Linked DNA regions of Homo sapiens: all the other regions are linked to region 1. Evidence: chromatin contacts called from ENCODE Hi-C or POLR2A ChIA-PET data. All regions are on one chromosome and are shown on one strand. Each heading gives the region's core, a stretch centred on a gene start or an enhancer-like site at or near the end of the contact. The rest is flanking DNA. Distances are from core to core; before and after follow the strand shown. Region 1 overlaps LOC105373408 (a long non-coding RNA gene). Region 2 has its middle 40 kb from the start of LINC01814. Region 3 has its middle 68 kb from the start of LINC01814. Region 4 has its middle 110 kb from the start of LINC01814.

What was found. Hi-C counts contacts between places; a loop is a spot of excess contacts on that map. ChIA-PET counts read pairs that join two places held with the same protein, here RNA polymerase II (POLR2A). Pooled maps may share reads with other maps.
Region 2: a pooled map shows a loop between it and region 1 (17-fold over the local background). The contact joins two enhancer-like sites. A Hi-C loop is called at or near these places in 2 of 37 single-sample maps with no recorded cell type and 11 of 50 pooled maps. POLR2A ChIA-PET finds 5 or more read pairs at or near these places in 3 of 52 experiments (activated CD4-positive, alpha-beta T cell, activated CD4-positive, alpha-beta memory T cell and activated naive CD4-positive, alpha-beta T cell).
Region 3: a loop to region 1 is called in a pooled map, with 21 times the contacts of the local background. The contact joins two enhancer-like sites. A Hi-C loop is called at or near these places in 3 of 37 single-sample maps with no recorded cell type and 11 of 50 pooled maps. POLR2A ChIA-PET finds 5 or more read pairs at or near these places in 1 of 52 experiments (activated naive CD4-positive, alpha-beta T cell).
Region 4: a loop to region 1 is called in a map with no recorded cell type, with 8 times the contacts of the local background. The contact joins two enhancer-like sites. A Hi-C loop is called at or near these places in 1 of 168 maps with a recorded cell type or tissue (GM12878), 2 of 37 single-sample maps with no recorded cell type and 7 of 50 pooled maps.

Annotation. Positions count from the first base shown.
Region 1 is chr2:7,822,741-7,829,701 of GRCh38, reverse strand. It overlaps LOC105373408 (a long non-coding RNA gene), which reads left to right. Exons shown (of 4, transcript XR_922750.1): 2 at 1,166-1,346; 3 at 5,078-5,214. Among named protein-coding and RNA genes, the nearest start is that of LINC01871, 100 kb to the right of the region's middle. Within about 2 kb of position 3,906, at least 5 of the 41 ENCODE cell types and tissues checked have a DNase peak (open chromatin) inside an H3K27ac peak, as active enhancers do; they include GM12878, where a contact is called at or near this core.
Region 2 is chr2:8,540,607-8,547,567 of GRCh38, reverse strand. No RefSeq gene overlaps it. Among named protein-coding and RNA genes, the nearest start is that of LINC01814, 40 kb to the left of the region's middle. RefSeq lists enhancers at 3,115-3,174, 2,837-3,343, 3,344-3,850, 3,825-4,114, 4,125-4,174 and 3 more and a silencer at 2,315-2,609. Within about 2 kb of position 4,272, at least 27 of the 41 ENCODE cell types and tissues checked have a DNase peak (open chromatin) inside an H3K27ac peak, as active enhancers do.
Region 3 is chr2:8,512,519-8,519,479 of GRCh38, reverse strand. No RefSeq gene overlaps it. Among named protein-coding and RNA genes, the nearest start is that of LINC01814, 68 kb to the left of the region's middle. RefSeq lists enhancers at 4,023-4,072, 4,273-4,382. Within about 2 kb of position 3,484, at least 14 of the 41 ENCODE cell types and tissues checked have a DNase peak (open chromatin) inside an H3K27ac peak, as active enhancers do.
Region 4 is chr2:8,474,119-8,481,079 of GRCh38, reverse strand. No RefSeq gene overlaps it. Among named protein-coding and RNA genes, the nearest start is that of LINC01814, 110 kb to the left of the region's middle. RefSeq lists an enhancer at 5,453-5,622. Within about 2 kb of position 3,404, at least 12 of the 41 ENCODE cell types and tissues checked have a DNase peak (open chromatin) inside an H3K27ac peak, as active enhancers do; they include GM12878, where a contact is called at or near this core.

The sequences.
Region 1 (6,961 bases), core at 2,657-5,156:
CCGGCTAATTTTTATATTTTTAGTGGAGACGGGGTTTCTCCATATTGGACAGGTTAGTCATGGACTCCTGACCTTAAGTAATCCACCCACCTCAGCCTCCCAAAATGCTGGGATTACAGGCATGAGCCGCTGTGCCTGACTGCAATGAGGATTCTTAAATGCTGGGAAAAGTACAAAATATCTATGAGAGTGTGGAGAAGCAGTTTGGCATTGTCTTGCGAATTTCAAGATGCACATAGGCTATTATAGCCCAGCAACTTTGCTTCCTGGCATATCCCCAGTGCATACCAGTGTGCATGAGCAAGAATGTTCATGGCAGCATTATTTCTAATAGCCAAAAATTGTAAACCATGCAAAGGTCCAATGACAGGACAATAGAGAAATATATCGTTATATACTTATACAATGTGTCCATAGAATGAAAAACTCAGCTGCAAAAATGAATTACTTGTGTTGATAACATTATCATGGCCAAATAACAAACACGGCATTGAATGTAAATACGAGACACAGAAGAAGACATCCATACGGTATGATAACCATTCATATAAAATTCTAACACACAACACTAAATTATTTAGGGAAATAATAAGACTAGAAAGAATGCAGGAGAATAATAGTAAAATATTCAAAGTGATGCTTATCTTTGGTACTGAGGTTGAGGTTTTGCATTGGGAATGATCACATGTGGCCTCCAAATCTCGGATAAAAGTGTTTTTACTATGCTGGGTGACATGCTTATATTTTTTATATACATGTACACTTTCTTTATATTCTTTTATATGCATAGTATCCACACAATAAAACAAAAAATTAGGAATCAAATCAGAAGTAAAAAGTAAACAAGGCACATCTCACATTTAGAAGGCAGTGTGCTTTGGGATGGTGCAAAGGTCTGAGAGGTGGCCAGGGAAAAGATGGCCAAAATGCGGATGGGGTGAAGACCATTGACTTTATGGAGGTCAAGAATTCAGCAGGTCCATATCTTTGGGTAGTCAACAAGGTGAGTATAGACAGCAACCAGGACGATCTGAGGCATCGACAGCATGTGGAACTGAGAAGGCATTGGGGTCTCTTTGCATGTAGGGGTCTACACATTGGATGCTGTTGGGAACAGCACTGGGGAAAGCCTTCACTCATTTTCAGTCACTCGTTTTTCTTCCAGAGGAGGGTCCCAAAGCTGTAAGAGAGAAAACTACTTGAGCAGAGGCCCCAGCTGGGCTGGTGGCCCCGAGGCTGACTGCGGTGTGTGCTCCTCCCTCAGGAGGCCATTGCCTTGCTTGACATCTCCTGGGCAAGTCTCCACAGAACCTCTTATCAAACTCCAAAGTCATCTTCTTCCACACGTATGTTCTAGTTTGAGTGGAAATGACAATAACCACGTTTGCGTAACCTACTGATTATGCCCAATGGATGGCAAGAGCTTTGTGTTGAGTGGCTCGTGTGTGCTAATTCTAATTATTCCCCATGATTTTTCTGTACAGTAGTTAGTTTCCAGACTGATGACGGGAAGAGTGCTCAGTGCAGATGGGAAATGCTTATTATGCTAATTGAGTTCTGCGTTGTTAGTGGAAATTATTAACTGGAGATGTTAGCAATACCTCTGGTAGAATTAAGGGGGTGACAAAGTAAAAGGCCAAGATAAATGGCACCATGTCTGTAGGATGGACTGGGCCAGGGCTCCAAGTTCAAAGGAAGAAAATAGAGATTTTGTTTGTTAAAAATTTTAATTTAAAGGGTATCACATTTTTATAGTAAAATTTACTGGAAAAGAGATAAAATGATAGGGAAATGGTTTCTGTTTATTTACTAATTCTAAATATGATAATTGCATTAAAATATAGTATTTTAACAAGAAGACACTTAGGAAATGTCAAGAAGAATAAAAGAGCAATAATCCAATGTAAACTCTAATATAACATCCATATAGTTAGACAGGAACACTGAACAAAAAAAGAAGAAAAGAAGTCAGATAGAAGAAGAGTCTCTAACAACATGTACAGAGGACAGTTGTTGAAACTAGTTGAAAAAATAACTTTAACTCCTACCAATATTCTGAAAAGCCAGAAATTGATTGTTTTTCTAGAAAAGTATAGATTAAAAATGGATTCAAGCAGGTAAATAATTTGAACATACCAATAAACATGGAAGGCCTTAAAAAATTCAAAGAATTCACTTTAATGAGTGTCCTGAAACGAGACAGTTCTAAAATTATGTTTTTTCATGCATTTGTGTTTTAGGTAAATCTGGTGTTTCATAGTATATTCCATAGAATATGATGGCGAGTAGGGAAAGAAAAAGAAATTTTATTTTATTTAATTATGAAGATAGCATAACCCTTATACTAAAATCTGAAAAATAAATTATAGAAAAATTATAGATCATCTTAATTTGATATGCTAATATCTATAATGAAATTAAACAATAAGGTATAAATATCCGTAACGAAATTGAACAGTAGAATATATAAAATATTAAAACCAGAAAGGGCTTATAACTCAGGAATTAAATAATCCTTCTCTATTAATTAATGTATAGCTACTTCACAATATACATTTCAAGAAAGATAACATATATTTAAAAATATGGTAGGTGTTAAAAATACTTGCTAAATGTTCATTTCCGTTTAAAAATGTAGTGTTACATAGTAGAATGGTAGCCTTTCAAAACATATGCCCACATCCTATTCCCTGGAACCTGCAACCTTACTTGGAAACAGAATCTTTGCAGATGTAAACAACTTAAAGACCTCGAGATGAGATCATCTGTATTATTTGAGTGGGCCCTAAATCCAATGACAAGCATATTATAAGAGACACACAGACGAAAGGCAGGCACAATACTAGGAAGCAACTAACCAGAGAGGCAGAGATTGGAGTGATGCGGCCATAAGCCAAAGGCCAGCTGGAGCTGCCAGAAGCTGGAAGAGGCAAAGGAAGAAAGTATCTGTTGCTTTGGAGGCACTAAAAGGACACCTTGATTTTGGACTGCCGGCCTCTAGAATATGAAAGAACACATTTCTGTTATTTTAAACCACCAGTTGGTGGTAAGTTTTTACATCAGTCTCAGAAAACTAATTTAAAAACTTTAAAGTATTAATAGATGGATACTTATGTATTATGATGAAAAGTATCTATCTGCCAACGCTGGACTCTGTAAGTGCTTAAAATATAACTGCAACTTCTCCTGGATAGAGCAAAGGATTTGATTGCTAAATCTTTTGGACCAATCATGAGTTTATGACAGTGGACAAGTTTGCTTGTAGGTAAACCTCACTTTCTTCATCTCTAAAACGTGGTTAACAAAACACCATTCAGAGTAATTATTACAATTTGACATAATGCATTAAAAAGTTTACACAGTTCCCAGCACACAATAAGCACGTGATAAATATATTCCATACACACAGATACACAAAAGGACATGGTACCTGGGGCCACGCTGATTGACATCTGGCAGCTTCTAATTTCATTATGTGGTTCAGTAAGACAAGTGCTATTGTACAAAAGTAAAGCTAACAAGCTTAAACCAAAGTTTATTTTTTTCTTCATATGACTCAAAAAGAAATAACATCAAAGAAAAATCAGTTACAATTACAAAATGACTAAACTATAAGAAAAGTGTAAGGACCTTTTGTATCGGCTATGAATGAGAACATACTTTCCCAAAAGCTGTCTTTAAAAGCTGTGAACACCAGAGAAAAGCAGTGCCGCACACCCAGGTGCTCTCTGTGGGCGTGCTCTGCAGATGACTTGGGGTTAGGAAAGTGAGTTTCTAGAATTCTTGGCTTGTGCATCTGAGAGGTACTTTCCTCGGCTTGTTTGTTTTGCGTGAAGAGTTGCTAGGAATGATTCAGAATGTACATGTTTGTGTAGTGAAAGTCCTGGGGTTCTGGCATCCAGTGAGGGTCCTGGCCCCTGTACAAAGTCTTCTTTCTCATGTGGGAGCTGGCTGCTCCCCGGAAGTGGGTATAAAAGTCAGACAGCATTCCTCTCATTCCCAACCAAACAGGTCTCTCACAGAGAGGGAAATAAATGTCCCACTGGCCTGTGTGGGGGCGTTCCGGAAAAGGGCCTATTTCCATTCTCCAGGCACTTCTACAACTGCCCTGATGTCTGGAAGAGCCTTCGTGATTGGTGAAAATACAACTGATTTTCTAGTAGAAATATAGCTTCCCTCCAGAAGATCTATTCCACCTGAGCAAGAAGCTGGTTCTTTAGGCTGAGGATGGTATGGAGACTGTCTTAGTCTGTTTTGTGCTGCTATAACAAAATACCAGAGACTGAATAATTTGTAAATAACAGAAATGTATTCCTCACAGTTCTGGAGGCTGGGAAGTCGAAGACCAAGGTGCCAGCAGATTTGGTGTCTGGTCTGTTTCTAAGGTGGCACCTTGTTACTTCATCTTCCAGAAGATACAAAGGATGTGTCCTCACATGACAAGGCCAAGTGAGCTGAATACTGCTTGAAGTCTCTTCTATAAAGGCCTCAATTCCATTCTCAAGAGAGGGGCCCTCATAGCTTAATCACCTCTTAAAGGTCTCATCTCTTACTACCACCACATTGACCATTAAGATTCAACACCTGAAGTTTGGAGGGGACCCATTCCAACCCTAGCAGGGATTACCTCTCCTGTCCTTCCACTCATCAGTGAAAGGATGCCTCTGTCCCCCTCTCCTGTTTCTGGACCTATTAGATTTAAGGACATTTAGAAAGGGAGAAATGGCTGAGGAAGTTAAAAAAAAATGGTTTGATAAACTGTGGAATAAAAATAATCTCCATAGAACTTAATTGGTACTTTTTACTTGAGGGAAATCCATGTGGCCCCAGTTAGCATGATTATTTTTGGTCATGCTTGACATCTATGTTTGCAAGAATATTAATTTATTTGGCTGACAAGCCATGAAATGTCTATCTTTATGTTTCCCATTTGGTTATTCATCCTATGCATTAGGGAAAACACAAAGAAACCTAAAGACACCAGTAGGTGGTCCAAGTGGGGAGGCAAACACTGGCAACTGACACATCTTGCTATGTGTAAAAATCTATGCTCACGTCGCTCTGTTTTATTCCACAGGTTGTGCTATTAGAGATTAGAGGAGTTAATGTAGGTGCAGCTTCCTCACAGAAAATGCAAGACACACAAGGGCTGCTTTCAGCATTCTGCTTGATCGTGCACAGCTAGACGCAGAGCACTCAGGAGCACACAGGAGGGTAATAAAAATCACATCCACCATGCTTTCTGGTTTGCAAAAGCCCTTTGGGAATGTCATCTCATGTGCCTGAATGCAGTGCTCCCTACCTCTGCTTCTCACAGTGGGGTTCTCCTTCCAGATCCTGGTGTCCAGGAGAAACCTAGACATGGTCTTTATCACATTCAGACACTTCTCCATCTGCATGAGCAAGTACAGGATAAGGTGCTATGTTTTACTATCTTTGTACTGTCAGGGATGCAGATGGATAAGTGGTATTTTGGCACTAATTTGCAAAGCTAAAGGCCCCAGCTCCTAGTTACAAAGAATTTTTTGCTTCTCTTTAGTGGTTTCCATAGCAGTGTGTTTCTCCCCACAGAACAAGCTCTGGAAGAATTAGCACAAGAGTTTTGGAGATGATACTACTTGTTTCATTTTACAGTGCTTACCCTTTGACAATAGCTGCGTTCTTTGCTACATCTGAGGTTCATGATATTTTTATACCAAATCAAGAACTTAATTTAAAATACTGTCCAAAATAACATCTCATACAAACTTGGAAATCTTGGGAAAAAAAAATAACCAACCATTATGAAACTTTTAACCCACTCTATAATTTCAAGGGATAAAAAGCTCTTTATGTGAAAATGTATTGATAACATTTTGCCAAACACACAAGGACTCGAATCTTTCCCATGATGAAAAGATTTCTTCACCCATTGGGAAGATGTGTTTGCTTCTTATTTCATTCAACAAACACTTACTACACACAAGGTACATGCCAGCATTGCTTCAACCCTTGGAGATATACAGCCCTAGGACATTGTCCTCAAAGAACAGCAAGAGTGTAGTGTGAGATTTTTTAAAAAGGAAAAGATGAAGGCAATATGGCAGTGGTTGAGGGAGGGCTTTCCAGTGTCTGTGGAGTATGATGGAGGGGCACGGAGGTGGGGGTGGCCGTCCTCACTCCTCCGTCTGCGTGGAGGGTCAAAAGAGGAAATATACCAGCATGTGCTGGATTTGTACTATAAGCCAGACACTGCACTGTGCTGGTGGACACTCCAGCCTTACACCTTGCAAGTATGTTTGTACATATAGATTTTAAGAATTCAACAATTCTAGGAGATAGCTAGCCTTAATCCCATTTTCCAAATGATAAAACTCAGGCCAAAAGTGTTCCCAAATATATTCCTTACCCATCCCATTCTAAAGCCAAGTGTTGTAACACCGCTTCACCAGTCTTCAAAAATATGTAGCAATTGTCCAGATTTCACCATGAGCAAATGGACAAATGCCCAAATTAGCAAAAGTCGGGGTTAAATTTTGGAATAACATTAATTCAGGATTAATTAGGATTAATCAATTAATTAGGATTGAGATGGGAAAGGAGCAGCGGCAGATTGGGCAACCCTGGCATGCTTCAGTCAGGAAGGAAAACTAAATGTGGGTTGGTGCCGAAGGATTTTATAATGGGGACGGATGTTTTTAGGCGATAGCAGGTAGACACTGCATTGACAGGTGAAAATAGGGAGCTGTTGCCCAGGGAAGACCCCTTCATGCCCTGGCTATGAGATGCAGAGGAGTCATTGTTGTACTGGCTTCATGATTCTTCAGGTACCAAAGTCTGAAAACAACATTGGGTTTAGTTCTGGAGGCCCGGGTGATCCCTTCCTTCCAATCAATTGCTCTTCCTTCTGCGGAAGAACTGAATAAAGAGGGAACTTTCCATGAGGCTGAAATGTCATCCTTTGATCTCCAATCCACTATGC
Region 2 (6,961 bases), core at 3,023-5,522, 720 kb before region 1:
TTTCGGGCACGGTGAACCTGGGGACCTCTGAGCCATCATGTATGTGAGGGGGCGGTGTGGAATAGACCTCTGGCCGTGCTGTCCAGGGGTCAGAGATGAGGTCAGGGCTGGAGGTACCACTGGGAGAGGCTGGTGCAGATAGCAGTAGAGGCCGCTGGAGTCGGGGGCCAGCCTAGAGAGGGGGTTCAGCAGGAGAAGACACAGCTCCCCCTATGACTTGAGGCACCTTAGTTTTAACAGCCAGGTAGAGGACTCTGGCCCAGTCAAAGAGACAGAGAACGGACAGAGGGAAGGCAGAAGGAATGGACCCATCACAGACACTGGGGACACGGTTGTTTCGAAAGTTGCTTGGGCAGCAGGGCTTAAGGCTGGTGGGACGTAGAGTACGAGGATGACAGAAATGTCTCTTGGATTTAGAAAATGGGGTTGTTGGTGACATTGGCAAGAGTCGCCTTGGAGAAGTGGGGCAGAGGCTGCTTGGCAGCGTGGGGTGAGTGGGTGGAGGAGAGGAAGTGGGGGAGGCCTGGAAACCCTTAGAAGACGCCTGTGAGGGAAGAGAGGTGAAGGAGTAGCTGGGGAGGCTGCGGGGTGGAGGGAAGACTTCGTCATTTAATTTCGGGAGGGAGAGGTTTCAGCATTCTCCTGACAGATGTGTTGTCCCTCCATTCCATCCCTTAAAAAGAAGAGCTTGTGACTGCAGGTCATTACTGCACAATAGACATCCTTGTGAAAGGACAGATGCTATTATCATCTTCGCTTTACATACGAGGCCCAAAGTGGTTATGCAACTTGCCCAAAGCCACACAGCTGCTAACTAGAGCCGGGATGAATCAGACACAGTTAACCTGAGCCTAACTCAAGGGTCCGGGTCTTAACTCTTTGACTCTTTTGCTCTGCTGCCTTTCAGTTGAGCCTGGGTCATTATCACGTGTCTGTGCCCCTGATGGACGCCAGCCTGTATGGGAAGGGTGGTCATGTTACCGCGTATCCACCAGCCCTGTGCTGGGTGTTGGAGCTCATGGCAGCCCATTTGTGGTCTCTTCCCAACTCCACAAGCGGGGATGAAACCGGCTTCAGCGGGAGTGATTATACCGCCGAAATTGGCAGCCGCTACAGATCAGAGCTATTTTTAATCCCCTCCCCAGGCCCCAGTGGAGCTGGTTGTTAGACAGTTACCAGCACACCACACGCTTGTCCATACAGAACACCAAGGTGGGCTCAGTGCAAACCCTCCACCTCTGACAAACCTTCTGCCTTGGGCGAGCCACTGAGGACCCGTGGCTCCCTTAGAGCTCCCTCACCCTGCCCTGCAGTTGGGAGAGTCTCCACCCCTCAAAGGCCACAGTGACCTGGCCTCCGATTTGCTGATCCCCGGCAGGGCGGGCGGCAGGAGGGCGGGAAGGTGGCCTGCCATGCCTGGGAGCCCTGGCTGCTGGGCTGGACGGAGTGAGACTCCCCACCTGCTGTCCCTGCCCCGGCTTCCCTCCTGTCACCCCCTTCCCTCCACATCAACGCAGCAGCAGCAAGAGGCGACGCTCCAGACCCCGACTTTCAGAGTGATCACCTCTACATGTCAAAGTGCAGCATGGTTTAAAGGAAGATGAAGGGACGTATTAAAAAGGGAAGAAGGGGCCAAGGGCTCTCTCGGGCCTCAGGGACAACCCAGGCAGGGCTGTGGGCTTCCTTCACAGAGCACCTCCGGGTGCTCGGCTTTGCCCTAGAGAAGGTGGGGCTTTCCGTCCATTTTACAGATAAGGAAACTGAGGCACAGAAAGAGGAAGTGACCTGCCCCAGAACACACATCGGTGAGGGGCGGACTCCAGAGGCTCCAGGACTCACTCTTGTGTTCCTGTAGGGCCCGGGGAGAGAGAGAGATTGACTCAGAACCAAAAGTTGTTTCCGCCCCCTGTTAGGGAGCCACATTTCCCGACTTCCAGGATGAAGAAAGGCTTTTCCTGGACTGACTGAGAGGCTGACAGGGTGGTGGACGGCTGGTGTTCTGGCATCTCGGTTTCCCAGCCGGCTCCCATGCGGCAACCGGGAGGGTTCTGTGGCTTCATTGTCATCTTCATCATCGTGGCAGGGCCTGCTTGGGCCCGTATCTGCCACCTGCCTGGTCTAGGCCAGGCACGACGTGGGTGCTGAGGCGTCTCCTCTCCACCTCCTGGGCTTGGCCGCTGTGGCTGGTGTCTGGGCCCCTTGTCCCAACCTCCAGCCTGCAGTGCCCACTCCCACGTGAAAGACTGGCTCGTACATTTCCCCATTCAGCTGATGGTGAGTGCTGCGCTATTTTAAGCCCACATGGAAGTACTTTTTTTTTTTTTTTATAAGGACCATCTGCTACCGGCCCCAGCCCAGATGATACAGTTAGAGCCTACCCACAGCATCCTCCCCGCCTTCAGACAGTTCCAGGAACAGGGGTGAGTCACGCCCAGCTGAACTCCCGTCTAGCTCACCCGAGAGCTGGACCGGGCGCCAGCAGAGGGGGCTGCGCACGCTCCGTGGAGCAGGTGCACTCTGCCACCTCCGAGAGATGGGAAGGGGACCCTCACCCTCTGTCCCAGCTGTGCCCTGCTCCCTGTGAGGGACCAAGGCCTGGGTCACAAGTTCAATAGCAGATGCTGCTTCTTGTCACAGCAGCTTGTCCCACAGCAGGCCACACAGAAGCCACCCTGTTCTGGCTGCCCCTGGAAGCACCTTGGGTCTGCCTTGGTGCAGAGAGGGTGGGTCCCCCTTGCTGGGCTGCTTGGGATGGTGTCCTGGGTGGACATGCAGCTTGGGCCACTGGGAAGATGCGATTAAACACTGACCACCCCATTTTCTTTCTGGGTGAAGCATCAGGGCCCAGGCAAGCCTCCTCCACTGTGCTCACTCCCCCTCTCTCCTCTGACCCCTTCTCTCCTCTTCCCATCTCAGCACCTAGCGGCACGCTGTGAGCAGAGGTCGTCGGGGCAGAGACCCCAGTCAGACTTTGAATCTGGGCTCTGCCCCTCATAGGTGGATAGGTGGTGGAACCCAGGGCCAGGCCTATTTAATCCTGAGCCTCCCTTTGCACATCCGTAAAATGGGGATAGTCTTAGCTGCCTCCTAGGGTATGTGAACAGGAGTGGGATGATGCATGGAAGGATCCAGCATGCCACCTGGCTGATACTTTCTCCTCACTAGGGATTCTGAAGGGCCCGCCCTTGGCATTGGCTGAAACGCGGTGGGAGTATTGAAAACGCTGGACCTGTAACTCCACAGAGAAGCGCCTCCCCACCTCAACACCAGCACTGTTCTCAATGTGTGGTGGCCTCTCCCTGCCTGAGAGCTGGTCATTTTGGCTTCAGGGAGCCGGGTGAGGCAATGCACGGCCAGCAGGTCATTTGACCTCAACAGCGCAGGCTCTGCCGGCTGCGATTCCATCACCCCTGGACTAGCAGAACCACTGCCTTTGCAGGAGTCTCAAAGGCCTGGGCTTTTGGGGGTGCTTCTCCGCCACTCCTGACTGCTTCTTTCCCTTCGGGGGCCGTGGCTGGTGCCTGCTGCGGGGTCATTGCGTGACGCGAGCACCGCAGCATCTCAGGTGCACGCGCCCTTCGATGGCCCTGAGGTGCCCGGGAGCAGGCGAGGGCCGAGTCTTAACAGCTCCACTTCCTGTCCCCGAGTCTATCTGCCACTGCTCTGTAGAGTCCTACAGTTTATCTGTGGTCAGTTTTCTTACCCATTTCCTGCCAGCTGCTACTGGTTTTTTAGTCAGCTCTGACAGCTACGGTAATTGGGAAAGGACGCAGGCTGCTGGGGCCGGGTGATTCACCAGCTCTGGCCAACAGGGACAAGGAGCACAGACGGAGGCACCCCGTCGGTCCCCCAGGGCCTGGTCCCCCAGGCTTCAATGAGTGAGACACAGAAAAGACCCAGGGGCACACTCATTGTGAACCGAAAGCTGATCTCTGTGCACGCGCGCGTGCATGTGACATAAGGGAATTTTTTTTTTTTGAATGTGCCAGAGCCAATATAAATGGTTTCATGTTTTGAGAAGTCAGAACATAACTCCAGGCTGAGTGAGGCCCCTCTCCCGGGGAGCCCCATGTTTTCTCTGAGGTGTAACTGCGGTGAGTTGTCTGTGCCTCAGATTAGGATACTGGAGTCACACTTAACATTTTATTTCATGGCATTTCCAAAAACGAAGGGAAAACCCCCATTGCAGCAAATGACTCCTCCAAATAGAAAACTTTGTGTCTGTTTTGTAAATGCTGTGGAAGGGAGTTTTGGAGCTGCCTCACTGTCAGTCATCGCCCAGCCAGGTGCCTTTGGTTGCTGAGTGTTGCACTCAGGGGTGGGCTGCTGGCTGCCGAGCAGTGCCCCTCAGAGGCGGGGGCAGGACCAGCCACACAGCCTCACCTGTCTGGGCCTCTGGAGCCAGCGCCTCCGAGTTTTACCTGACTCTCCGGGTGGCCCTGTTGCCTACTCTAGTGTGAGAAGCACCTCTCTAGACTTTACTGGAAGCTAATATTAATTTTATTGATAGCCGTGGGTTATGGAGCATGAAAATGATCCTCCAATGCAGAATGAAATGACCCACTTCACACAGATTTACTGCCTTCCTCCCAGGCACCAGGATCTGTGCTGGGCACAGCAAGGGACCACCTGGCCTCGGGAGCTAAGGGCTCTGTCTCCAGGGGTCCCAGTCTGGAGAAGGTGGGTAAAGCAAACAAGGAAGCCTCCTAATAAGAAGTTCCCTAATCAGACATGGACTTTGCTGCCAGGAGCACCCAGTGGGGCCAGCCTGGGGCCCAGGGAGGTAAGCAGAAGGGGCTCACTGTAGTAGTAGGTGAGACACAAACAGTTTCATCCATGGGTAGGAAATAGATGAGGGGGAGGGAGAGAGTTAGGAGATGGTCATGGAGATTGCGGGTGCTAAGAATGGCCTTGGTGGGTTTGGGGTCATCCCTGCTCTGACACTGTACAGCACAGTCAGCTTGAACCAGTCCCTGACCTCTCTAAGGATCAGTTTTCTCATCCATGCAATGGGTTTAATGATAGTTCCTTTTGTGATTGTTGTGATACTTCAATGAGAGAATAATGCAAAGTGCTTAGTGCAGCCCTCACTAAGCTCAGTAAGGAGGGTGACTGCATCTGAGGGCAGTGGGAGCCACTGAGGGGGTTTCAGCCGGTGAGTGACGGGAGCAGATTTTTTTTTCTTGAATAATTCCTGGAAATGCTTTGATCATTTAGGCCAGCAGAGGCTCTTGGTTGAGCATGAGACGCATGAACCATTAAGATTGCAGGATATAATCATGTGCAAATTTTAGACAATACCTGAAATCCTAAAATGCATTTCCTTTTTCCCATCGCCATAGTTTTGGATCCTAAAATCAACCAAAAGCAGAATCTGACCACTTTCCAAAGCAATGGTCCTTTAGATTGAGAACAAAATCGTGGAACAGCGCTTCATTTTTCCCGTCTCAAGAAGTCACAAGGCCCAGAATGCAAGAAAATCATGGCTTTTCGATGACCAGGCCTTGTTGGAATGGCTGAGAAGCTCCTCAGCCCCGACCAGGTGCAGTGACTGCATTCGGCTCTCACGGAGCAGGTCTGAGTGGAGCCAGGATTTGCTCTGTTCAAAGATAAAAACCACTGGAGAGGGAAGCAGCAGATCACAGGGAGCGATCTCAATCCTATAGGGGCCTGCTCCGGGGTGTTTTGCACGAGGCTCCATGTTAAATAAGCCTCCATTCGAGCGCAGCCTCAGGACGGCCATCCTTCATTCCTCTCAGTCACACACCTTCCACTTCAGGATGGCCATCCTTCATTCCTCCCAGTCATGCACCTTCCACTGCCTGGTTCTCTGAGCGCTTCCGTCTAGCGGGAGAGACGCCTTCGACCAATAATTGCACATAGGTCTGGATGATGCCCAGCCACAGTCACTCCTCTAAAAGCAAGGAACTTGCTTCTGCAGAGTCAAACGGAGCTCACGTGAGGTTCCTGGAGGCACTGAGGTTTCTTTCTAGTCTCCTGTTTTGCACAGACCTTTTTCTTACTGAGCAATTCACTATCTGCTGGCTTCGGAAGAGGTGGATTGGGTTTCAGGTGGGGGCACCAAGAAGCAGCCAGATGTCCAAATTTGGAGGCAACTCAGGCCACCCAAGTGCCTGCACAGGAAAATGTATGCAGCTGCCGTGCCACATCAAAGGCAGGTGGTCCAGGGTGATCCGGGTGCTATTCGTGGCACAGGCACCAAAGTACTGTCATCCGAAGCATCCTCTATCTCGGTTTCCTCATCTCTAAAATGGGGCTCCATCTAAGTTTTCTGGTTCTGCAAAAACTCCTGAGCAAACCACTTCACTAGCCAGGAACCTGGTATGCCTGCCATGCCTGGGGCAGGCAGGGCTTTCCAATTTCCTCCCCAAGGTTTTCTGAGAATTCATCTGACAGTGTCTGTAAATGTCCCTCCATTCTCTTTCATAGAGGAAATGCTCACATTAGAAGAAAGTCTCTTATGACCAGCACTCCCCACTTTCAAGGTAGAATTTTTCTTGGCTCCCACAGCCCTGGGCTGGCTTCTGCACAGCCTCCCAGGGTCTTTTCCTAACCCACAAGTTGGATTCTGCCACTGGTCTTGCCTAATTCCCACTAAGAGCCCCTACGGGAAGACACCAGGGCTCTTTCCATCACCTGCCTCCCCTTGCCCTTCTGAAGGGCATGTGGCAGCAGCACAGAGCAGCTTCAGGCTCCCCAGTGGGGCTGGGCTCTTCCCAAGTCTCAGAGCCTCCCTTTGCATGCCCTTTCCTCTGATTGGCTCTGCAAACTCCTCTTCATCCTTCAGAACCCAGCTCTGTGATCAGCCTCTCTGGGAGGCCTTCCTCAACCTCCTTGTTCCCCTGATGACGGATTCCCTTCATCCACAGGCTCAGAGTCAGGGTCATGGGGAACCCTGAGGCCTGTTCCTGGTCATCCTGTAGGCCAGCCAGAGTGCCTC
Region 3 (6,961 bases), core at 2,235-4,734, 690 kb before region 1:
GTACTTTGGTTTGCGGCCTAGAACAAGCCTCAGTTGCCACAGTTGTGAAAGGAGACGTGACAAGCTTGAAGGGGTGATTTCTCTTTTAGCTCACAGTTTGGTCTTGAGCTGGGCATGTCTTATAAGCACTTCTGTGAAAAGCAATTCTTTGTTCTTGGGTTTGCCAAATTTTAGGCACACTTCACTGGGTGATTTTCTAAGAGCTCGTGGAGATCAAAGTGAATTAGGAGGAAGAAAAACTTGTGGAAAGGTTGGGGAAGCACTAGAACAGTGGGCTATTGCACAAACAGCAGTGTCTGGTATGAGGCTGGCATCATAGTTTCCAGGCTCTGTTCTGTTTGCTATCTCCAGCAAGCCTCCTTTTGCAGATGAGAAAACTGAGGTCGGGCAGCTTTGTGACTTTGGGGATGATGTTTTAGAGACCCCATGACAATGGTAGGGCTGGGATACAGACGCATGTGTCCCAGTGCTCTGGCCCCATGACGTGTGAACTCCACCCACCATCATAAAGGGCACTGTCTATTTGGAAGTCCCCCGGTCCCTAGCTGGGCTCCTGGGATGAAGAGGAGGATAGGGAGGGACATGGCGGGTGTAAGCTAGGGTCCTGTTCTGCCTGCTACCCTGGGCTGCAGGGAAATGCTGGTAAATGTTTAACAACTGACACCCTTCCCCACCAAAAATAAAAAGCCCCAAGTTATAGCATTTTCCCACGTCTGTGGTGTTAATTCTCTCCCATCCCGATTCTGAACTACCAATGAGAGACTGATAAGTGCACATCTGGAAAGAGATGCTCCCACTCAGCAATAATGATGCTGTGGGGTGGGCACCCTGATGTTGGTGTTCTGCTACTACACCTGTTGGCCAAACCCCCCAATGTTTGTGAGAGAGCTAGGGCAGAGTGGCTGATGGCTGGAGGATTACGGAGACTAAGGGGACACAGGCTGCTTGGTGAGGGGGCTGCCCCGAAGGCAGTGATGTCACTCTGAGGCAGGAGAGGGCTGAGGCTGCATGTGCTGACCGGTCCCCCGAGGAAGGGCTTTAGAGGCTATCCTGGCAAGGAGCGCTAACGACCTCCCACCCATTGCCAGGGACCTCAGTGACCTGTCCATTGTCACACAGCTAGCAGCCGCCGCATTCTGAGCCTCCAGGTTCCGAGCTTGTGAACCAGCTCTCGTTCGCTCAGAGGCCTCAAGGGCGGGATGCCTGGCAGCTCCCTTCCTACCATGGGCCAGAGGCGGAGAAACAGGTGCTGACTGGAGCTGGGAAATGACTCCTCCCTCGGCCCGGATGGAGTGCTTCCCACTCCCGCACCCCACTGGAATCCCACCCCCCTCCCTGAGACCCAGGAAGTTGCTGGAAGAAAGGAGGAGAGGACAGGATGTCCAGGCAGGTGCAGGGATGTCAGGGGATGCCCCTGGAGTGTTGCAATAGCCTCCTGGGAGTACTTTCTAAAAGCATGGCTGAGCCAGGCCGGCATGGGCTTGTGGGAGTAGGTGATTCCGGGTCTCCTGCCTCCAGGGCCTGTCATGAGGACTCCACAGAAAGTGACTCCACAACAGTGGGACTCAATGAGCACCTTTGGGAACTTATCCCCACCTCACCTTTAACATTAAAAAAAAAAATCACATCAAAACAGAGTGGCAAACTGGTAAAAAGTACAGATACTGGAGCCCCACTGCCTGCACCCAGGCTGCAGGAATTTCTAGCAGTGTGATACTCAGGACACTAGGCAACTTGCTTCTCTCCCCCACCTCAGTTTCCCCATCTGTAAGATGCTGATGATGGCGGCTGACAGTGCCCATCTTGTAAGGTTGCCACGAGGATCAAATAATTTTATATATATATATATATATATATATTTTTTTTTTTAGACCGAGTCTTGCTCTGTCACCCAGGCTGGAGTACTGGGGCATGATCTCAGCTCACTGCAACCTCCACTTCCCAGGTTCAGGTGATCCTCCTGCCTCAGCTCCCCCAAATAGCTGGGATTACAGGCATGTGCCACCACACACAGCTAATTTTTGTATTTTTGTAGAGATGGGGTTTCACCCTGTTGCCCAGGCTGGTCTCGAACTCCTGAGCTCAAGTGATCCACCTGCCTCGGCCTCCCAAGTGCTAGGATTATAGGACTGAGCTACCGCGCCTTGCGATTATAGATACTCTTAATCACACATGCTGGGAACAGTCCCTAGCAGGTGTGGAAATCAATAAATATAAGCTACTAGAGTATTATCTGTATTAAAGTGGGTGGTCTCTGAATACGGGTGCTCCTTCAAGCCTTTTGCGGGGTGGCTTGTTTGGAGGGAGGCTTTACTTGCCGTTCTGCCTCCCAGCCAAGCTGCTCCGTGTTGGACCTGTGCAGGCAACGAGGGGCTGAAATGGTGCTTAATGGCAGCATGGCGTGTCCTTTACTCCAGGCTGTACGCGGGCAGCTCCGAGATCTCCATTTCTGAGCCTCTTGCTCCACTGTAGACTTGGGAACTACTGCTTCTGCTCCCCCAGGTGCATCACCGTCTACGGGAGGAGGATGCTGAGGGGCAGTAGGACTTGGACCTGCCTTGGTGTGACTGGCCTTGGAATTCCAGATGTGCCACTTCCAAGCTCTGTGACACAGAGCAGGTTACTTCACCTCTCTGAGCCTTGGTCGTTATTGTTGATTGCTCAATGAGCATTTATTGAGCACCTCCTTTGTGTGGAGTTCTATTTTAGGTGTGAGAATTAATAGATTCACATAGCCACTAGTCACTGTTACTTAGACATGGCTCTGGGCCTGAGAGAACGTGAAATCTATTAGGGAAAAGATCACTAAATTGATGATGGTCAAGCGTGCACAAGAGTGGGAAAAGGTCCTGGAAGGCTCTCCAAAGGACGGGCTGCATTTCAGGGAGAGATGGGAAGCAGCCTGCGGGATCGGGGTACCCTGGAAGGGTGTGTGAGGGGTGGAGGGTGAAGGTGAGGAGGCAGGTGGCACAGCTGTAAAAATGACACAGTGTGAATGCGTGGGGCTCAGGGCAGGCACGCCAGCTCCCAAAGTGTAGGGCCATGCACTATGTTATGTGGTTTAAGCAGATAACTCATTTCATCCTCATAAATCCTCTGAACTAGTCACAGTATTTGTAACTCAATGTTACAAATTACAAGTAATGATAAACCACAGCCTGCCCGAAGGTCACAGAGCCAGGACATGCAGCATGGGCAGTAGGTGGGCTCCACTCTGAGCCCTAGGCTTCACCACAAGGCTCTGCTGCCTCCTACTGTGTCTTCCTTTCTTCCTGCCATGTTGGAGGAACTCAACTGGGAACCACTAGCCGCAGTCCTGAATGGGCCCTTTCTTCCCATGAGGACACCTGGCTGGAGGTTGGGGCCCAGAGGAAGTGGAGCGACAGCAGGTGTAGAATGGTTTCTGTTTGCTTCTCAGTTCTGAAGTGTTTCCTCTGATAACATTCACAGACAGCAGCTCTGCTGGACAGTTACTGCCCACCTGGAGGGCTTGAGGTGCTCTGTGTGGGGAGGTGGAGGAGGGGAAGGGGAGGAGGAGGAGGAGGGGAAAGGGAGGAGCAGGAGGAAGAGGAGGGGGAGAAGGAGGAAGACCTTGAGGAGGAGGAAGATAGGGAAGAGGAAGGGAGGAAGGAGAGGGAGGAGGGGGAGGAGGGGGAGGAGGGTGGATAAAGAGGAGCAGGAGGCAGCCATGCCCAGTGCCTGAGCAGGACCTGAGTGTGCTGTTCCTGAAGGTATTAGGAACCTCGAGCTTTCTACACCCCAGCTTCCTTTGGGTTGAGGTGTTCCTGAGACATTCACAGTGTCAAGGGCAGCCCTCCTTCGTGACGCAGGGGACGAGATACCATCGGAACAGGAGTATATTTAGAAGACAGGAAACCAGCCCTCCAGCTTGCCCTTGATTTTACAGCCAGCGTTTTAGCCTTGTGAGCACCCCCGGAATTGACTGAGGCTGCAGGGCACTGTGAGAGGCCCTGCAGCCACCCATGTGGCCTCTTCCCCTTTTCTCCTCTCTGCCTCTTGGCCTCTCTGCTGTCTCTCTTTCTGTTTCTATGCTGTGCTGGCTTTGCTGGGGTTGTCCCAAAGTGATGGGGGAGAAATGACATTTTACTTGGAACTGAGTCATTTTGCTGGATTTTTTCAGCTGCGTTCCTGATTAGTAAACCTGTTTCAAGAATGGGAAAATGCACGGGGCTATTTTTAAGTGTTCTCAGCACCAGTGTCCCTAATTCCTAGAACAGACATCAATTGCTTTTCTAGTCTCAAATGCAGATAAACATGCGGCAGCGACATGACCTTTAGCAAAGTAGACTTGCCTACCAACAGTTTGCTCATCTGTAAAATGGGGCTCACACACCCTACCTCATGGGCAGAGGAAGAAATGAGACAATGAGCACCTGACCCCCCACACAGTGCATATTGCCTATGGGTGTTTAATGTGCTGAAGGTTCCTCTGGTGGTTTTTTTCTGGATGAAACTGTGCCAAGACCAGCCCCAGGGGAACTGGTGAATCCCCTGGTGTGCTAAATACAGGTGTGTTTCTTAGTTTAAAATCCGCCTTTGGTCGGCTACTGGAGGAATCATACTGAAACTTGTACTTAAATCATCAGCTGGGAGAAAAGTTGGTAACTCCTGCTCAGTAAATAAACATTTGCCAAGCCCTCCCGTGCTAGCTCTGCACAGACAGATGGAGAGGGAAAGGGAGGTCACACAGCTCTGCCTGAGAGCCTCCATGAAGGGAAGGAGGTGAGCACAGAAATGAGGACCAGGCAGTGAGAATTGTGGGATGGGGATGGGGTGCCTGGCTCTACTAGGGGAGTTTGGAAATGGCTTATCTGCAGGTCTCATTATCCATGGTTGAAAGCTAGAGGACACTCCAAAATGCAGCAGTAGTGGAAAGACTGGGGCACCATACGCTGTGAGGAATACGTGACCTTCCAAGAATGAAACACATTTATGTGGCTAATTTAAATGACAGCCGTGATCAATTTAGTGTCTGTTGAGTGCTAGACATCGTGCCCAGTGGTTTGCATGTACCTCCTCATGGGATCTTCACAGCAGCTCTGTGGGGCTGGTACTGTCCTCATCTCCAGATTACAGATGGGGCCAAGATACTTGCTCAAGGTTGGACAGTTAAGAGACAGCAGAGTGGGGTTTGAATGAGATCTGTGTGACTTGAAGTTGGCTCTGCCTGTGCTGGCACCTGGCTTCCCTGCTCAGAGGATGGGCTCACCCTTCTCCCCTGGCCCATGCCAGCAGTGAGGGAGGCATCCTAGGTTCCCTGGTCTCTCTTGCTACCATGTCCAAGCAATGTTGAGTCCGAGCTATCCCGCCTCCCTCAGCGCCATCCTAATTCTGCTTCTCATCCCCTCCCCGCTGCCCCACATGGGTCCCGCCTCACCCTCTGTCTCCTGGCCTCCTGCAGGAGCAACCTAGGTGGTCTCCTTCTGGCTGTTCCTCCTCAAACCCATGCCTTCGTGGCTGTCAGTGAGCCCTATAAAATGCAGTGGCACGTCCCTCTCCAGGGTACCCACCTTCAGGACCTCCCTACTCCCACACTCTTGGGACATGTCTGTCTCCACCTCAGCATCCCCAGTGGGCCCTGCCTGCCCCTCCAGCCTCCTCTGGAAGGATCCCGGCCCCCTGCTTCGTGCCCAGGACCGTGAAGCTGTTCAGGGTCTTGCTCAGGCCAGGCCAGCTCCCCTCTTCATGCTGTCCCCACCTCCAGCTCCTTCCTTTCCCTTTGCCTGGTGGCTCCTGCTGTGAGACTCAGCCCTGGCACATTTCTTCCAAGAAGCCCTTCCAGACGCTCTCCTCCCAAACTTCCCGTGAAACTCTATGGGTATCCCGGTTCCACTGGGTCTTTCTCATGACACGGGAGTCTCTTTCCATCTTTTTTCATCTCTGTGCCCTCGCACATCTCACACTTGACACCTGACATTGGAATGCACAAACAAGACAGATTCACATCAAATCTGGATTCGACAGCTGACCAGCCAGGCTTTGTCCCTCATTCTTTCTTTTTTCTTTCTGAGGCAGAGTCTCACTCTGTCGCCCAGGCTGGAGTGCAGTGGTGCAATCTCGGCTCAATGCAACTTCCATCTCTGGAGTTAAATGATTCTCCTGCCTCAACCTCCCGAGTAGCTGGGATTTCAGGCATGTGCCACTACACCTGGCCATTTTTTGTATTTTTAGTAGAGACAGGGTTTCACCATGTTGGCCAGGCTGGTCTCCAACTCCTGACCTCAGGTGATCTGACCACCTCGGCCTCCCAGAGTGCTGGGATTACAGGCATGAGCCACCATGCCCGGCTTGTCCCCCATTCTATTTGTGCCTTGGTTTTCACCACGGGGAATGGGAACAGCAATGCCTGCCTCCTGGTGTGGTTGTGAGTCACTGAGAAGATGATGTGAGTAGTGTCTGCAGTGCCTGGTGCTGTGCTGGACTCCTTGAATGGGGTCTGTATTGTCAGGGGCACAGCAGCAGCAGGGCAAGGGCAGGGAGGGTGGAGGCTCGGCACTTTCAGAAAACCTACCTCAACCATGCATACTCGGGCCGGCAGTGTCTTTGCCTCTTGGCTTTGTAATGTTGACAGTGACACAAACCACATTGCTGTGTTGTGGACTGAATGTGCATCTCTCCTTGTACCCCTTAATCCCTATGTTGAACCCTAACACTCAGTGTGGTTGTGTTTGGAGATGAGACCCGTAAGGGAGGAACTGAGCTTAGATGAAGCCATAGGGTGGGGCCCTGATCCAATAGGATTCACATTCTTGTAAGAAGAGACACCAGAAAGCTCCCTCTCCCTCCATGCATGCACACCAAGGAAAGGCCCTGCCAGAACTGCAGGAAGGCAGCTGCCTGCAAGCCAGGAGGAGCACCCTCACTAGAAATGGAATCAGCCAGAACCTTGATCTTGGACCTCCAGCCTCCAGAACTGTGAGAAAATAAACCTCTTGCTTCA
Region 4 (6,961 bases), core at 2,155-4,654, 650 kb before region 1:
GAATGCCTCATTTTCAGAGGAAGGAGCTTCCTCAGAAGTTTCCCAGCGGACTTCCTCTCTCAGCTTGTTAGCCAGAATTATGCCTTATGTTTTTTCCCAAACCTGTCTCATCAAGGAGAAGGGAATTGCTACGATCAGCTTGGATGAATGAGGACTTACTCCCTAGGGCCAGGGAGGGCCCTGGTCACCCCAAGCCCAGGGCTGTCCACACCTGAGCAAAACTGGGCTTTGAATCACCGGGTCTGGCAGGGACTTGTCACTGAGTAGGCAGCCAAATAGTGTCTGGGGAGGAAGAAACACTTTAAAAAAAATTTTAAAATTTTAAAAAATTTAAACCATATTAAATGACAATGACCATATTAATTTTTTGAGGAACAATAAAATATTCCCTGTAATTTCTTGTACATTGGGGAGTGAAAAAATTATACATGTTGCATAGGTGGAGAGAAACTTTCCTGGAACTGTGAGGTTTATATAGAATTAAGAATGCCACGTGTAGGTCTTCAACCATAACTACTAGTTTTCCCACCTCTTATATGGACGCAATACATTCAAAGGAGAAGAACACACAGAGTTCCCTGGGAATTGTGATTAAAATGTGCTTAAATATCAGGCAGAGAGTGATGTGGGAAGTGGTTGATGTTGATGTTGAGTTTCTTTGGAACAGTCTACATTTTTGGACAAACGATTTTCCCGCTTTATATTTGGTTTGTATATGTCAAAGGCTGCAAGTAACAGCATATCTGACTGCTTGACTCTATGGCTTTTAAGTAATGAGGAGTTTATTTTTCCTCATGTAACAGGAAGACTGGAGGTCAGTGGTTACTGGTGCTGGTTCATAAACTCGGTGATATTAGCACTAACCTTCTGCAGTTTTCTTAGAATTCTTCTCTTGTTTGCAATATGGCTGTTGGAGCTGCAGTGGTCACGTCTGGGGCAGAATGAAGATGTTTGGGGCAGGAGAGACATTTTGAACCTCATCTGTCTCATTTTACCAAGAATCCAAAGTTTTCTAGACACTGGCCCCAAAGCAGTCTCTGGCCTTGGTGTCATGTCAGAACTGAGTGACAGCCCACCCCTAACTTCAGGGCAGGCTGGGCAGTGAGGAGTGAAATTATCAAGACTGGCTTAGACAGAGGATCAGGACCCATCGCCTGGGGCTGCTGGACCCATGGCTTTTCTGAACCCAAATGGGCTTCTTCCAGTAAGATACGACAGAGGAGTGGACACTGAGTAAGCAACAAAGAGTGTATATCACGAGCTGCCAAGGGGCTGAGGGGAGAGGAATGGTTTACATAAATAAGGCAGGTGGGATTTTTGAACCTCTCCTGGAAGTTTAAGGAGGGAGGTTTGGGGCCTGGAATACTTTTGATAAAAATAAAGCCAGAGCAAAGTGAAAACCACAGCAGAGCTCCCATCTGAGCTGGTGCTGGTGTCCAGAGCTGAATCCCACAGTCTCTGCTGCCAGCCTGTGTTCTACTGCTGAGCCAGGTCCTCTAACGTGATAGGGTTGTCATTGAGTCTCTCCAGAACAGGCTGGCGAGCGTGGTAGATTATCTCTCCAGTCAACTAGACCACTGATAAGAGGGCTCGACTTCCCTGTCGGAGCTCGTAAGGCAGGCGTGGCATTTCCCTTGCTTTCCTCTGGCCTCCCTTCATGCTTCCTTTGCTTTCCTTGCCTGCCTGGGCCATGGGGACAGCTCTGTTCACGTCTCCTCCTCTCCAGACATGTGCCTCTAGCGCAGTGCAATCCGATAAAAATGGAACGTGAGCCACGTAGGTCACTTCAAACTATCTAGCAGCCACGTTTTAAAAAGGAAAAGAAATGCATGGAAATAAAAATGATTTTAGTTAATCCATATATTAAAATATAATTTTAACATAGATTCAATAAGATTCAATAGAAACATGATTAAGATATTTTACACTTTTTTCATAAGAAGATTTTGAAGCCTGGTGTGTATTTTACACTTTACGTATTTCAATTCATATTAGTCAAATTTTGAGCAATCAATAGACACATGTGGCTAGTGGCACCATCGTGGAGGGTACTGGAGAGTACACGTGTAGAAGACAGATACCATGATATTCATCTCTTTATCTCCAGGACCTGACCAACAGTGGACCCTTCATAAGTACTTAATGAATAAATATGAACACGCTGCTAGAAACGGGCCTTTTTCAAACATAGGTATTGGCTGGGGGTGGAGGTGGGGGCAGAACAGAAAACCCTGGAACACTGTACTTGGTAATACAGAGCATGGACTTACATTCTCACACCTTGGGTAGGGCTGCATCAGCAGCTGACCCAGATACCTTGGAATTCCTTAGCTTCTTTCTGTCTCTGTTTCCTCATCTGTAAAAAGAGATAGCGACACCTGTCTTGCAAGATGCTGGGAAGATTAAATGAATAGGCGTACACCAAGTGCTAAGTACCCGACATGCCCATAAGCACTGAAGAAGCAGTAGCCACAGTTACTTTAAACCAGAGATTCTGTCAGTCATATGGACAACTCATACTTTAGTAGCAGCAGGATGGTTTGGCCAGGGCTTTCGTGCTGGTCCTGAAGTTGGCTGTGTCCCAGTGGTAGGACTCTTGTGGTATAGATTTTCTCATTTTGGGAGCACTCTTGACAAGGGGTCACGAAGCAATTTGTGGTGTTTGTCTTTTTGGCTGTAGCTGTGGAAAGTCATGTGCCAACCCTGGGGCTTAGGGTTTAGTCAGCAAGGGCACGTGTGGAATGAGGGGGGCCCTACTCTGGGAGCCCATAGTACCCCCCAAGCCTGAGGGCTCAGCTTCCCGTGGGAGCCTGGGCTGACTTAGGGCAGCCAGGCCCCTTCAGAGCAGGGTGAAGACCTGGACCCCGCTGCCTGCTGTCTGTGCCCCCTCGGCCATCCTCGTATGCTCCGCCCCTCTACCCTGTCCTTTGGACGCCCCCTGACTTTTTCCCCTAAATTGACTGAATTGAAATTTACTTGTTTGAAACAATAGAAACCACGTGTTTCCTGATCATACCTAGCTTTGAAAACAGAAAGTGGGCAAAACAAGCCAGGCGCATAGTGGCATTGAGAAAGGCAAAGGCTAACTTCATTAAAAAGCTTCTTTGTGGTATCAGGCAGGAAGTGAAACAGCTTTAAATGGCAAACATTTCTCAATCATTTAATGCACCAGTAAGCTTGGCATTCTTTCTCCTTTGTCCCCTTAAAGAAAAAGAGAGCCCAGATATAACTCAGATGAGGAGGGGGAGGGCCCGATCCTGTGTGTTGGAGGAGTTCCCTGGAGCATTGGTCCTCACCCCCATGAAGCTTCACGGGAGGACCAATGTCAGACGTGGGTGCAGAGGACAGTGCAGTTTCTCTTGTGTGGCTGAGCCTGGGCCACCCCGGATGGATCGCTGACTTCTTGTTGGTGCCACTCACCAGCTAGTTCTCTCAAATCTGTTACCATCAGAAGCCCGGTAAATGGCAAACTTTCCTTGTTAACATGTAGGTCCATTTCCTGGGGATAGTGAAACCCCAGTCCCCACAGGTAGCATTGACCTCTGTTGCCAAATGCCATTATCCTGGTGTCCACTGCATGTTAGGCTCTTTCCACAGAAACCAAAAACACAGACAAGTGTGATAGGCTGAATCCTTTCTTGAAGAAAAAAATTGCACGTACATATTGAATAGCAAACCAATCAAAATGAAAAGGAAAACCAGAAGATGGATGCCACTGATACACGCTTGCTTAGTTGCACTTTTTAAGATTCATTTATAGATGTCAAATAGGATATGAACACATGGAGGTGTGCAGTAAATACTCCTTAATTGATGAAAAGGCAGACATATATGTGAAGATTTTTAGGGAAATACTTTTTTGGGGAAATAGCAGCCAGTTTAAGTTGGTAACATAAATGGTGCCAGATGAAATCATATTGACTGAGACCAAAGTCCAGCCAATATGAAATCGCTCTCAAATGTAATGACTTTAGCATAAAAATTCTGAGTGGTTTCCCACATCTCGTTAACCTTTGTACTGCTCTGCAGCCGTAGGGGCCAGGCATTCTCATAGGGCACTAAGGAAGTGAGAGGTGTGCCTTAAGGTGTGGCTGTAACTCACATTTCTTTTTTTTTTTTTTTTTTTTTTTTGAGACGGAGTCTCGCTCTGTTGCCCAGGCCGGACTGCGGACTGCAGTGGCGCAATCTCGGCTCACTGCAAGCTCCGCTTCCCGGGTTCACGCCATTCTCCTGCCTCAGCCTCCCGAGTAGCTGGGACTACAGGCGCCCGCCACCGCGCCCGGCTAATTTTTTGTATTTTTAGTAGAGACGGGGTTTCACCTTGTTAGCCAGGATGGTCTCGATCTCCTGACCTCATGATCCACCCGCCTCGGCCTCCCAAAGTGCTGGGATTACAGGCTGTAACTCACATTTCTGGACTTCCATTATCATCCTGTCTAATCCTATCATCACCCTGCTGCATCTGGCAAAATCCCCCTGTTCTTGAGCCTCCAAGTGGGTGAATTGGCTCCCATATCACCTCATTCCTGCTGTTGGCACAGGGCTAGTCCACGGTGTCGCAACTGTTTGTTTAGTGTCTGTCTTTCCCATACAAGCTCCTCCAGGGCACAGATCCAGAATTATACACCCCAACATCCCAGTAACTCCCACAGTGTCTGGTAGGTAATAGTTTAATAAAAGCTGGTTGAATGAAAGAGCAGGTACATTCTTTGGTGTTCAGAGTTATTAATTCCGTTTGTTGTTGGTGTTTTCTTGTGGTAGATTTCGAGTCTTGCTTCTCATAGTTATTTTTTTTTCCTAAGATATGTAATGAAGGCAGACTTCTCACCTTGCAAAAGGTTAGTCCCATTTCTAAAGCAATTTTATGGGCTCCTTTGAGAGTCTGGAAATGTCTCCTATATCTCTCGGGAGAATCCTAGGTGAGGGGTTGGCAAATGTAGCTGCAAACCAAAAGAGCTTGCCCTTGGAGTTAAGTGGAAAGGGCGTTGTGTCCCTTCTCTTTTAATTTCAGTCCCTGTCATTGTCATTTGTCTGGCAGGGAGCTCTGCAGGCTGGGAAAGCCTGATTTTCTCCTCTCTGAGCTCCTTGTAGCCGGATCCAGTTTGTGATTTTCCCTCATTGATTTTTCCTGCTTAAATGTAGTTGAAACAACCTTTTTGAATATGGAAAAAGGTTTTAGCACGGTCCAAACAGCTAGCAGGTGACAGCCGTTATACTGACGTGTGCTGCGCTGATTTTAGGGAAGTATTTATTTTTTTTTTAAGAGCCCTGACAATAAGTGGCTGCTTTTTCAGGTGGTGCTATTGCAGAAATGTTACAAACAATGGCTACTTGTGGAGCCTAACATCACTTCTTTGGCTTACATTTCTACAGAAATTGCTCACAGGCCTATAGCCTGGTTGATGCTCTTCCTTGTTTCAATTCATCTGATTATTCTAATGTACATCAGACCTACGGTCCCCTGTCTGATGAAGCCCCAACCGTTAAGGGGAAGTATTTGTCATCTCAGCACCTGGTTTCAGGAACAAAGTACTCACCTCCTGGCCACGTAAGCTATTTCAAAATAACCTTTGTTCAGGGATCCCGGAGGGCTCAGTGCAGTCCCGACTGTCCTGCAAACTGGTTGAGTGACGGGGTTGGGGAATTCAGGTGAGCAGGACTTCCACGGTTGCCATGGAGACCATCAATCATTTGAGGAAGCCTGCTGGGGGGAGTTGGGTGAGAAACCACGAGAAAAAATCATCCACCTTTTAACGATTTGTTAGCACCTAATGCAGCCATTAGGCCTGCACTTTTGGAAGTGTTTATTTGGAGCACTTGATTCTGGAAGTAGAAGGAAAGCTAAACATTGTAACTTCCTTTGGCAAATGCATCTAATTTGTGCATCAGAGATCTCTCACAATTCTTTAAGGGCCCTCAGCGCCTGAGGCTAATTAGGGCAGGGGGTGGTGCTCTTTTCCATGGTGGGCCCATTGGGCCATATACACACCTTGCAGGCTGCAGGGGTTCCTGGCTGCCATGGGGAATCCCATTCTTGGGGTTTCTGTTTAGAAGCCTAGCTATAGGTCGCTAACCTTTCAGGCTCTCACCAAAGTGTGCTCCCTTCTGTTGAAGACCTACTATGGGCCAAAGGCTTTTCCCACATCCCCTTCTTTGATTCTCTCTCTTTTTTTTTTTTTTTTTTTTTTTTGAGACAGAGTCTTGCTCTGTCACCCAGGCTGGAGTGCAGTGGCACAATCTTGGCTCACTGCACCCTCCGCCTCCCAGGTTCAAGCGATTCTCTTACCTCAGCCTCCCGAGTAGCTGGGATTACAGGCATGCACCACTACGGCCAGCTAATTTCTATATTTTCAGTAAAGACTGGGTTTCACCAAGTTGGCCAGGCTGGTCTAGAACTCCTGACCTCAAGTGATCTGCCCTATTTGGCCTCCCAAAGTGCTGGGATTACAGGTGTCAGCAACTGTGCCCAGCCCTCTCCTTTAATTCTTATGAAACCTTTGTAAGGTGGACGTTGTCAACCCTATTTTACAGATGAGGAAACAAAGGGCCAAGAATTGAAATGACCTCTTCAAGATCACAGAGCTAATCACTGTATAGCAGGGTGTCCACCCCAGCTGAGGGTGAAAATTACGTCTGTTCCATCACGGCACCCTCTCGAAGGAGGTGATGAAGAAACTCGTTCTGTGCTATTCCTAATAGCAGTCACTTCGGGCACTGCTTCATCAGCAGCTCCTACGGCCATCTTGGTGTCCATGTCCACTCCGTGTCTCAGCACTCTGTAGCTGTCATCAGTTTGATGCATCTCCCCTTCCCTAGGAGAACCGACAGGGCTGTCTCACCTGTAACACAGGTGAGGGGTTAGGGAGGAGGTAAGGGGTTAGGGAGCTTGCATGTTGGCCATCCCAGGCACTGCCAAGAGCCAGATCCATTCCTTTAATCCATTGACCCTGGAGTTTGGGAA